2 separate regions of the Homo sapiens genome follow, and region 2 is linked to region 1. A link is an interaction called in ENCODE POLR2A ChIA-PET data of the cell type or tissue named here. Cell type or tissue: MCF 10A. All regions are shown on one strand. Each heading gives the region's core, and the rest is flanking DNA. Links, peaks and the distances in the headings are about the cores only. Region 1 has its middle 110 kb from the start of CASC18. Region 2 has its middle 27 kb from the start of CASC18.

Evidence for each region. ChIA-PET counts read pairs that join two places held together with the same protein. Peaks named below come from ENCODE experiments on the same cell type or tissue, not always from the same donor. Only the 100,000 strongest peaks of a DNase experiment are listed, where the experiment ranks them.
Region 2: POLR2A ChIA-PET joins it to region 1 with 10 read pairs; 3 of 35 experiments call an interaction of 5 or more read pairs at or near these places.

The regions. Positions count from the first base shown.
Region 1 is chr12:105,588,657-105,594,043 of GRCh38, forward strand. No RefSeq gene overlaps it. Among named protein-coding and RNA genes, the nearest start is that of CASC18, 110 kb to the right of the region's middle. In MCF 10A, for the core only: no CTCF peak of the experiment used is centred there; no DNase peak of the experiment used is centred there.
Region 2 is chr12:105,674,384-105,679,770 of GRCh38, forward strand. No RefSeq gene overlaps it. Among named protein-coding and RNA genes, the nearest start is that of CASC18, 27 kb to the right of the region's middle. In MCF 10A, for the core only: no CTCF peak of the experiment used is centred there; a DNase peak (open chromatin) is centred at 2,488.

The DNA of each region.
Region 1 (5,387 bases), core at 176-5,175:
AACTTCATAAGCACTTGGATGACTACATAGTATTCTTTTTTACCAGTGAGATGGACACTTAGATTGTTTATAACTTTCCCTGGTCTAAAACACTGTGTGACGAACATATGTTCTTATGTGTTCGTGTAATGATTTTCATAGAATACATTCTGAAATGGGGAATTTCAGTGTCAAAAAATACATTAAAAGTTTTGACACTTAATATCTGCCCTTCAGAAAGTGCTTACTGATGCATGCTCTTTCCAGAGCTCATGAGACTACCCCTTTCCCAACACCTTGTCCAAAATTAAGTTTTGTCAGTCTTGCTAATCTTTCATAGTCTGATGGGTATGTGCAACCACCTATTATTTTTTAAAATCTGTATCTCTTTTTTATTGTTCATTTGAATATCTTTATGTTTATTTGCCATTTGTTTTTCCTCTTTGAATTGCCTATTTTTATCTTTGTCATACTTTTTCTGTTACTATGCTCAATTTTTCCTATTGATTTCTGAGAGCTCTTTATGTAATCTTATTTATTTACTCATTTTTTTTTTTTGAGAGGGAGTTTTGCTCTTGTTGCCCAGGCTGGAGTGCAGTGGCATGATCTCAGCTCACTGTAACCTCTGCCTCTGCGTACAAGCGATTCTCCTGCCTGAGTAGCTAGGATTACCGGTGCCTGCCACCATGCCTGGTTAATTTTTGTATTTTTCGTAGAGATCGGGTTCCAACATGTTGGTCAGGCTGATCTCGAACTCCTGACCTCAGGTGATCCGCCCACCTCGGCCTCCCAAAGTGCCGGGATTACAGGCATGAGCCACTGCGCCCAGCCTTTGTAATCTTATTTAACAATTTCTTGAATTCTGAGCAATAAAATGTATGTCTTATTTGTTATTGAAAGAGAATTTGAAGTGTGGTTGATAGTATTAAAGCTCATAAAACAGGATCATTTTAACAAAGAGATGTTCGAAATTACTTAAGAGAGATATACCTAAGTTCTTCATTTCAAGAACCTGCGACAATTAGGTTTTTAGTTTTAAGTCTACATTTCCTGGAAACCAAGGAAAAGAAGGACATTGATGGTTTTACATTTTTCATAGTTTAATGAAAGCAAAGATGGAAGGATTTTTTTTTCCTGACCCTAATTCCTAGAAAGAATCTTCCTGAAGAAGTCTATGTTAAGAGAAGACAAGCCTGCCTCCTGCTAGTTTGCTATTCTGCAAAGTGCTCTACATATGAAGGAGGAAATGACGGACCCATCACTGTCCTGGGGCATAACTTTATGGCATGTCCTCCAACTAGGACACAATGACAGTGGTGGCCCCTGGAACACATACATGAATGAAAGAAGACCCATGAGAGGAGCGTTTCCCTTTTTCTTAGGTTGTGACTGTGGGATCGTGTTTTAGAGCTGAGAATCAGGAGACCGGGGGACAGCCTCCAATTTGCCACATATGACTTTGAGACCTGGGGCAGCTCACAACCTCTCTTGGCAGAGTCAGCCAAGTTATCTGGCCATTTAACCAAGGGCCTACCCTGCTAAAAGAGACCAAATTTAACTTGAACTTTCATCCTTGTTTTCAGTTGGTTCCCAAAGTTTCAGCCTCTCTCCACCTTCTGTCGGTGAGCTCCTCCATAGTTTAATCACAGGGTGCCTTGTATTTCTTTGCATCTGCAGCAGTCCTCTGCCTCTATACCTCCCAGTCCCTTGAACCCTGCCCTCTAGGAACATCTACAAAATCTGACTTCCCTTTATATTCAATTACTATTTTGAGCTCCACAACCATCCACTTCCTGCCCCGGAAGACGTGCTTCTTTGTAGCCCTCTTAAGTGAAGTTTCTTTATTCTTAAATCTCTCACATACTGCCAGGTCTGGAGGTGGGCTGGTAAAAATCTTGACCCTTTAAGTTACATTCCTCCTAAGTAAATCAGCTTCCTCTTCATTTTTGCCAGCTACTGGTCTCTTGGACATTCCCTAAACACATTGACACCTTGTTTACTGCTCTTTCCTTCTCAAGTCCTGACTTGCCTGGAATTATTTCAGTTCTTTGATCATCTAACTTCCACTGACTTTCTTTTCCACTCCACCTGTGCTGTGAAATCCCGGGTTCACAGTCATGATCTAGTTATTGCTTGAATCTTCTCTAATTTATGGGCTAATGATTCATAGTCCTTCTCTCTTACAGCAGCCTCCTATCCTTCTAACTTTATTACACAACAACTCCCTTCCTATCCTTCATGTTCCTGGTCTTCATTGATATTTACAGTCCACTGAATCCTTTATGTTCTCCCAATTCACCTCCACCATTTTTAAATTTCTCTCCAGTTGCAGAAATTGTAATTTGCCTACCCAACATTTATGATTGCCCTCTTCCTGTGATTATAAACTCCAGATTTTATTCTGGGAGGCAACGTGCTTAGTTAAAAAGCTAAACTCCCCAGCCTCTTTGTATGTAGGGGTAGCCAAAAATGTAACAGGAAGTTGTTGGGTAGGGTTTGCAGGAGATCAGCCCTTTAAAAGTTTGTCAGACAGCAGGCATGTGCCCTTTACAGCCTTTCTCCTGTTTTTACTACTTCTTGCCTGCAACGTGGATGTGCTGGCTGGAGTTCCAGCAGCCATCTTGGGTGGCAAATTGACTTTATGACTGGAAACTGTACACAAGGAACAGTGAAAGAGAAAGATGAACCTGGGTTCTTGGTGACAAACTCATCTTGCATTGTCTACTTCCAGCTTCTTTCATGTAAGACAGAAACCAAGGTAAAGAAGGACATTGATGGTTTTACATTTTTCATAGTTGTTTAGCCCCCTTTTACTTCTGGCTTCTTTTACATACACCCAATGGTCATTCCTCACTGATAGACAACTCGAGCCAGTGTACGCACCTCAGTGCATGATTTCCATAACTCTTTGCCCCTCTACTTTTCATCTCACCTAGACCCTGGATGAATCCAAACATTTGATTTCAAATTCAAGTGACTGTGTGTACTGCTAGGAAACAAAACAAAACAAAACAAAACAAAACAAAAAACAGTGATGCAATAAGGCAGAGGAACATCATTGTGAATTCATACTTAACAACTGCATAGGGATCCTTCCATTTTTTACAGTGACTGTTGCAAACCTTCAGCTCTCTCTTCACACTTGCATGAGGAGGTGATCCCTCTCATCTCAGGCCATGCTTCCTTCCTACATTCTGTGTCCTGGCCCTTCCTCCATCCTCAGGAGCCATATGTGTTGATCTCCTATGGGTTCACCTTCTCTGCCTCTACTGAATCCTTCCCACTGTCATTTAAATATACCGAGATCTCTATCATTTGAACAACCACCATAAAAACAAAAACAAAACAAAATATTTTTCTTTGGCCCAACGGCCCCTCTGGTTACCACTGTAGCACCTGATGTATCACAGCTGCATAAATGTATATAAAAAAGGGAAACTCAACTCTTACTTTACACCATACACAAACCTTAAAAATAAAGGCTAAAACTATGACGCTATAAGAAAATATAGGAGAATATCTTGGCCTCCTTGCGGACACAGAAAAAAATAACTCTAAAGCAAAAATAAACAATTGAATTGAATTTTATTATTTTTTAAAGCCTGCTTATTAAAAGACATCATTATAAAAATTGAATAGGTAAAGTTCAGACTGTAATAAAATATTCTCCATACATATCTCTGACAAGGAGATATGCCCATATCTTGTGCCCATATTTAAAGGACTGTTACAACTCCATTGGACAGTGAACCTCATTAAAAATAGCAAAAGAATTGAATAGGTACTTTCTAAAAAAGACGTTCATATCACCAATAGACATAGAAAAGAAAGTTCAACATTATTAACTTCCAGGCAAATGGACAGCTGGCATCAACAAGCCAGCCTCCCTTCCCTGCACACAAAGGGTCAACAGCACTGAATACAAATGAGATGTGGAACAACTAGAACTCTTATAAATTGTTGGTGAAAGTTTAAAAAGGTACCACCACTTTGGAAACCTGTATGGAAGTTTCTTATAAAATTAAACATGCCTTTACTTATTACCCAGAAAGTCCATCCTAGAGACATTAAAACATATGTACTCAAAAAGACTCACGCAAGCATATTTCATAGCAGATTTATTCATAATTGTTAAAATAGGGAAATGATCCATATGTCTTTCCATCAATAGGATAATATTTAAACGACCTAAGATAGCCATACAATGGAATACTACTTAGCAATAATAAGGAATTAACTACTAATAGATACAACAGCATAGATAAATCATGAAAGCATTACACTGAGTGAAAGAAGCGGGACACAAGAAAGAACATGTGTGATTCCATTTATATGAAGTTCTAGAATAGGCAAACACTAATCTACAACAACAGAAATCAGAACAACAGTAGTTGACCCTGGATGGGGGCCTGAGATTGGCTGGTAAGGGGTGGAGGAAACTTTCTTGGGTGATGGAACTGCTCTATCTTGACAGAGGGTGTATTAGTCCATTTTCACACTGTTGTAAAGAAATACATGAGACTGGGTAATTTATAAAGGAAAGAGGTTTAATTGACTCACAGTTCTGCATGGCTGGGGAGGCCTCAGGAAACTTACAATCAAGGTGGAAAGGAAAGCAGGCACGTCAAACATGTTGGCAGGTGAGAGAAGAGCAGGGGAAACTGCCACTTATAAAACCATCAGATCTCATGAGAATTCACTCACTATCACGAGAACAGCATGGGAGGAAACCGCCTCCATGATCCAATCACCTCCCACCAGGTTCCTCCCTTGACATATGGGGATTACAGTTTGTGATGAGATTTGGGTTGGGACACAGAGCCAAACCATATCAGAGAGTGTGGGTCATGTAAGTATATGTTTTTGTCAAAATTTGTCATAATGAATTCTTAAAATCTGTGTATTTCACTGTGTATACATTTTACCTAAAAATCAATATATTTGTATACCCACAAAATAGAGATAAAAGTATAATAAACATGGTATACTTGCTGCTCAGCCTGAGCGATTATTAAAGCATGACAAATTTTGTTCCATCTATACTCTTACCCACTGTCTGGATTATCTTGAAGCAAACATTTCCAAATATATCTCCAAAAGGTAAGGATCTGAGAGTTTTCTTTGGTTACTGCCTGAACATTTTTTCTGTCTACCACTCTCTTGACCAACTCCATCCCTACTGTCAGAAGCACCATCAACTCTGACCTCCTTACTGGACTCTGCCTTCCTCCTGTGCACCTTTCCTATTCATCCTACATATGACAGCCTCAGGATTTCAGAAATCCAATGTGATTATGTTACTCCCTCCTGGATCCTCCTTAAAATTCTCCAGGGACTTCCTAATCCTCTAAAAATAAATACCAAAATATTTAAATGGCTGTATTAGTTTTTATCACTGCACAACAAAT
Region 2 (5,387 bases), core at 232-5,231, 86 kb after region 1:
AGACCGCCATGCTGCCAGGAAGCCAAGTAGCCAATGGAGAGAGACAACATGGAGAGGCCTTGAGACTCCACAAAGAGGGATGCTTACCTATGCTGCAGCCTCTCTACCTACCAGCTGCTCTGGCCTGGCCCTGTTCCAGCTTCACCCACGGTCAGACTGTAACCAAAGGAAGAGACCCTGAGCCAGAGCCCCCAAGCCAAGCCTTTCCTGAATTCCTAACTCACAGACGCTTTAAGGGATAATAAAATGATTGTTGTTTTAAGTGACTGCATATTGGGGAGTTTTGTTACACAGCAGTAGATAAGAAGAATATGACAGCTCCACCAGGAGATCTTAAATGAGGTATGAGGCCCATTCACATGAAATAACCTCCCAGACAGTCCAGCATTTCATTTTTCACACATTCCTTGAGCATCTATTGTGTACCAGGCACTCTACCAGGTGCTGGGGGAAGTAGGTGACTAAGATAGTTTCTGACCTTGAAGGTTCATAATCAGAAAGAAAAGCAGACAAACAAATGGCCACAGTATAATATGTTTAGTCAAAGTGTCATGAGACCAGAGAAAAGGGACAAATATTCCTGGGGGATTTGCTTGAGCTAAGAGTTGAAGGATGAATCAGAGTTTCCCATCGGGATAGGGGTGAGAGCACATGCTGTGTTTGGGGAACCTGGAATAGCTCTTCATGGCTGGAAACACAGGATTTATTTGCATAGTGTGCTTTTGTGGGTAGGAGTGGGTCAGGCATGGACTAGGAAGTAAAAGTGAAAAAGGCTCAACAGGGAGACTGAGGTCAAGTTTCCAGAGTGGAATCTGGGGTCACAAGTGGTATGTCATATCTGTTAGCCTGCATCTGATTGTCCTTCCAGAAACTTCCTAAGAAGATGATGTTTAAATGTTAGTCACTAAAAGGTGCCCTCAGGAATTTGGACTCAAAATATACATCCACTGCATGTAGCTTGATCTCCTGGAAGAATAAACTTTGTAAATGACCAGAGGTTAGGGTTTGAAAACTCTAAGAAAATCTGCCAAAGTATTGGCCAAGGGGTTTATGAGGTTTCTATTTCCATGGTTTGCCTTTTCCATGGAACCAAGTTTATGGAGGGTGGAGGTGGAGTGTGTGGAATGAAAGCATGCATCTTCAAAAGTAAACAGAGCTTTAGTGAAAGGAAATTGAATAAACTCTGTGAAGGCAACAACTGTGGACTGACATAGAAAAAAACGGAGTGAGGGAGAGTGAACTCAGGACTGTAGGAAAGTAAGTTACAGGAAGGGCTTGGCAGATGGGTCAGGGAACCTGGTGATTTGGACTTGGCAACTCGGCCTCAGTCAGACTCTTGCTGGGGCCAGTGCAGTCCCATCTTGTGTTTAACCTACTTTGAGTTTGTTTCTGTCCCCTGCCCACAGGAGAGTCCTGACCAATTCTCCAGGCTTATATATACTTCTTCATTTGATTGCCTTCAAAATGGTGGGGCTCAAGAAGACCAAATCATCTGCCCAAAGCCATACAACTGGTGAGTGGCAGAGCCATTTGACCTGGATATTCTGGTTCCAAACTTTGTTCTTTCCAGAAACCAGAGCCACACTGCATGCTTACTGCCCCCTTCTTACCCATCTTTCTGACAATCTGACTCTTTCTTCTCTCACCGTCTCTGCCAGGGAGAGATGGCCCATGCCCAGGAAGCTGCCCTGGACTCCCACAGACCCTGGACAATGGGCAGGAATGTTACTGTACAAGGTGATGTCTCCTCTAATTTTATTTCTCCAACTTAGACATAGGTAGAGAGGAAATAGCTCTCAGGGGCCATTCAAGGCAAGGCAAAGAAGGTAATATTGCTATAATCAAAGATTAGGTAACCAAGGCTCAGATAAGTTGTCCTTGGGCCAAGCTTTCAGAGCCAAGAAGTGGACAAAGTAGAATTTAAGACCCAGTCTCTCTGACTTCAAAATCCGTGATCTCCATGTTCAGAACTTTTGATGCATTATTATCATGACTGATGATAAAAACAATACAATTAGCTAATACTTGCATGGTACTTGCTATGTGCCAGGCACTGTCCTTATGCTTACAGTAATTATCTAATTTAATCTTCATGATGATCCTATGCTATATTTTGTAGGCAGAAAATGCAAAGCAAAAGTGATTAGAAATGAATCTTCAGGGTAGGTGATCTTTTACCTTTGCTTTTCCCCCTTCCTCTCTAGCTTGGCACCTTTTTTGCATCCTGTTTGTACTTGGTGGTCTGGGTAAAAAGTTGGGCCTTGGTGAATCTAGATAACCCCAGATAAAGATCTGTAATTTGCTTTCTCGCACCCTTCTGGGTTCAGTGGCTTCCATTCACACCCTCCTTATTTCTTAGAGTTCCCGGCCAGGGGACCTTTTCCATTTGAGTCTCATTTCCTTACCTGCCTTCCCACCTCCTCCTGGCCAAGACCAATCTGTCTTTTTGACAACTGGACACCTGCTGCCAAGAGCAATAATCCCCATGTGTACAGGGTGTTACCAAAGGGAACAGGGTGGGGAGAGAGAAGGGAAGGGCTTCCTGCCAGCAGCCCAGTGGGCAAGGGAAGAGAAGTTGGAAGGTTTATTGGGCCTGGAGGATCTATCCAGGGGAGGCAGGAGGGGCCAGGAGCAGCTAAGGAATAACAGAGGGTGGGAGAAGCAAGGAAGCAGCAGGAAACAGAAGGGCAGTTTACAACCGGAAAGGGAGGGAGGGAGGGAGTGATTGGAAGGGAGTGGTGCTAGCAGAGGAGGAAGAGGTGGGGGATGTTAGTTACATTTGTACAGAATTTCATTGCTTACACAGCTATTTTGACCTCCATTATTATACCAGGGAGCCTTCATGAGCCTGCCCATTTTGCTGAAAAGTAAGTTGAGGCTGAAATCATAAGTGGGTCATTGAAAGCTTGCTGGGCACCAACTACATGCCAGGTAAGGTCCCAGCTGCTTTTCTAATGCTTCACTGGCAATCCTCAAAAGCCAGCTGCAGGAGGAAGGTAGAAGTAGCTTCTCCTTTATAGCTGAGGAACAGGCTCTGGTTAATTCCCACATTTTAGAAATACGCACTGAGCAAGCACTGCTTCCCAGGGACCATATAAAGGCTGGAAGGGCATTCAGTGCCAACACTTCCCCTGGGCCAGGGTTGTCCCCAGGTCTTTGCACACATGTTTTTCTTATGTTTTCATAACCACGAGATAAACATGCTATTATTATCAACCACTTTTTACAGATGAAGAACTGAGTCATAGAGAGGCAAAATGGCAAGGGGGTAAGTTGTGAGTAGATTTGAACCGAGGCAGTCTGGTTCTAGAACATAAGGGTTTATCTATTAAGATTTACAGCAGTGAGCAAAGGAAATCTAGCTTTGTTCTTAAATTTCAGTGATCAACTCCAAGTATCATGTACTTTCCACTAAGCCAGATTGCCTTTCAGGCTTAGTGGGAGGGGTCATGTGCATGTCTCACACATAGCAAAAAGGGGGTGATTGTACAACACATGATATGCTGAGCTGAACACGTGGCCCCTTTCCTAAGTGCCAGGACATAGCCAGGCAATAGTACCCCACATCAGGATCCTAACAAATAAACATGTCAAGGAAGATATTATGGCCTCTCATTTCTTGCAAACTAACTAGGTCTTAAGCACTTGTGTCACCTAATGGCTCTGGGATAATCTCTATACATGGGGAAGTAGGATTTTGAAGTGGTCTAAATGCCAGGCTCAGATGACAAATGTGGCTTCACATTTTGGTTTTGACACTTGCTGCATTGGAACCTCCAGCTCATTGCCTGACCTTAGTCAGCTTTAATTTTCTACTATAAAATGGAAGAAATGTAGTACTGATTTTTTTAGGGTTGTTATCAGGATTAATGAGATCATGCTGCTGAAGGCTTGCGCCTTGTAGTTGGATGAGTGGTTAAATGTGAAGCAACATTAATATTAGGGTAAAGAACTTAAGTGCTGAACCATACTCTCTCTCTTTAAGCCCAGGCTTTGATACTTATTATTTGAGCGACTTCAGCAAGTTAGCCAAGGTCCCTGGACCTTAGTTCCCTTGTTTGTAAAATGGAAATACCAGCAACTACCACATAGGACTGCTGGGAAGACTGGGTGAGCTGATGCAGGGGAGACTCCCAATAGCCATTGAGATTACAAAGGAGGTGACCACTAGGAAGGAGGGTGGCTTCTCTCAACTCTGACTCTCTTGTCCTTTGCAATTTTCCATTCAGGCTGGAACCTTAGTAAGTCACCATCACTCAGCAAATATAGCCACTCATGGAATTTTGAAGATTTCACTAGTGTGGAGTTTTAAGAGGCTGTGATGGTTAATACTGAGTGTCAACTTGATTGGATTAAACGATGCAAAGTATTGATCCTGGGTGTGTCTCTGAGGGTGTTCCCAAAGATTAACATTTGAGTCAGTGGGCTGCGAAAGGCAGATGTGCCCTTAATCTGGTGGGCCCCATCTAATCAGCTTCCAGGGAGTACAAAACAGGCAGAAAACGTGAAAAAGTGACACCAGCCTAGCCTCCTAGCCTACATCTTTCTCCCATGCTGGATGCTTCCTGCCCTTAAACATCGCACTCCAGGTTCTTCAGTTTTGAGACTTGGACTGGCTCTCCTTGCTTCTCAAGCTTGCAGACAGCCTATTGTGGGAACTTGTGATTGTGTAAGTTAATACTTAATAAACTAATAGGGTATATATGTATATATATGTGTATGTGTGTGTGTGTGTGTGTATATATATAATATTATTTATATATAATATATATATTATATATATATATATAATATATATTATATGTTATATATTATATATAATATAATGTATATTATATAACATATTATATATTAATATATTATATATAATATATTAATATATAATATAATAATTAATATATATATATAATATAATATAATAATATATATATAATATAATATATTATATATATATCTCTCTCCTATTAGTTCTACCCTCCTAGGGAACCCTTACTAAAACAGATTTTGGTACCAGGAGTGGTTCTAGAGGAACAGAATATTAAGGATGGCATTCTCTCATTGGTTTTGGGGTTTCTGGAGTTGGCTTCTTAATACGATTAGACCCAAAAATGCTACGGACTTGACTTCTAATAGTATGGAGAACACTGATAGTCATTGACATGAACTGTTTAGAGAGTTATGCAAATAAATGCATTTAATGCTCATGAGAGGCATAGAGTTTACTGACTCTATACATAATATCTTTGACCATATGTGGAGAACCAAGGAACATAATGAAGCTGGTTGGTTACTCCTAAGTTCAGTGGACAAAGTGATAAAAGAAAATGATGAACTCAGGGATTCTGTCTCCCACCTTCAGAAACAGATACTGAGTCTCAAATATGCTA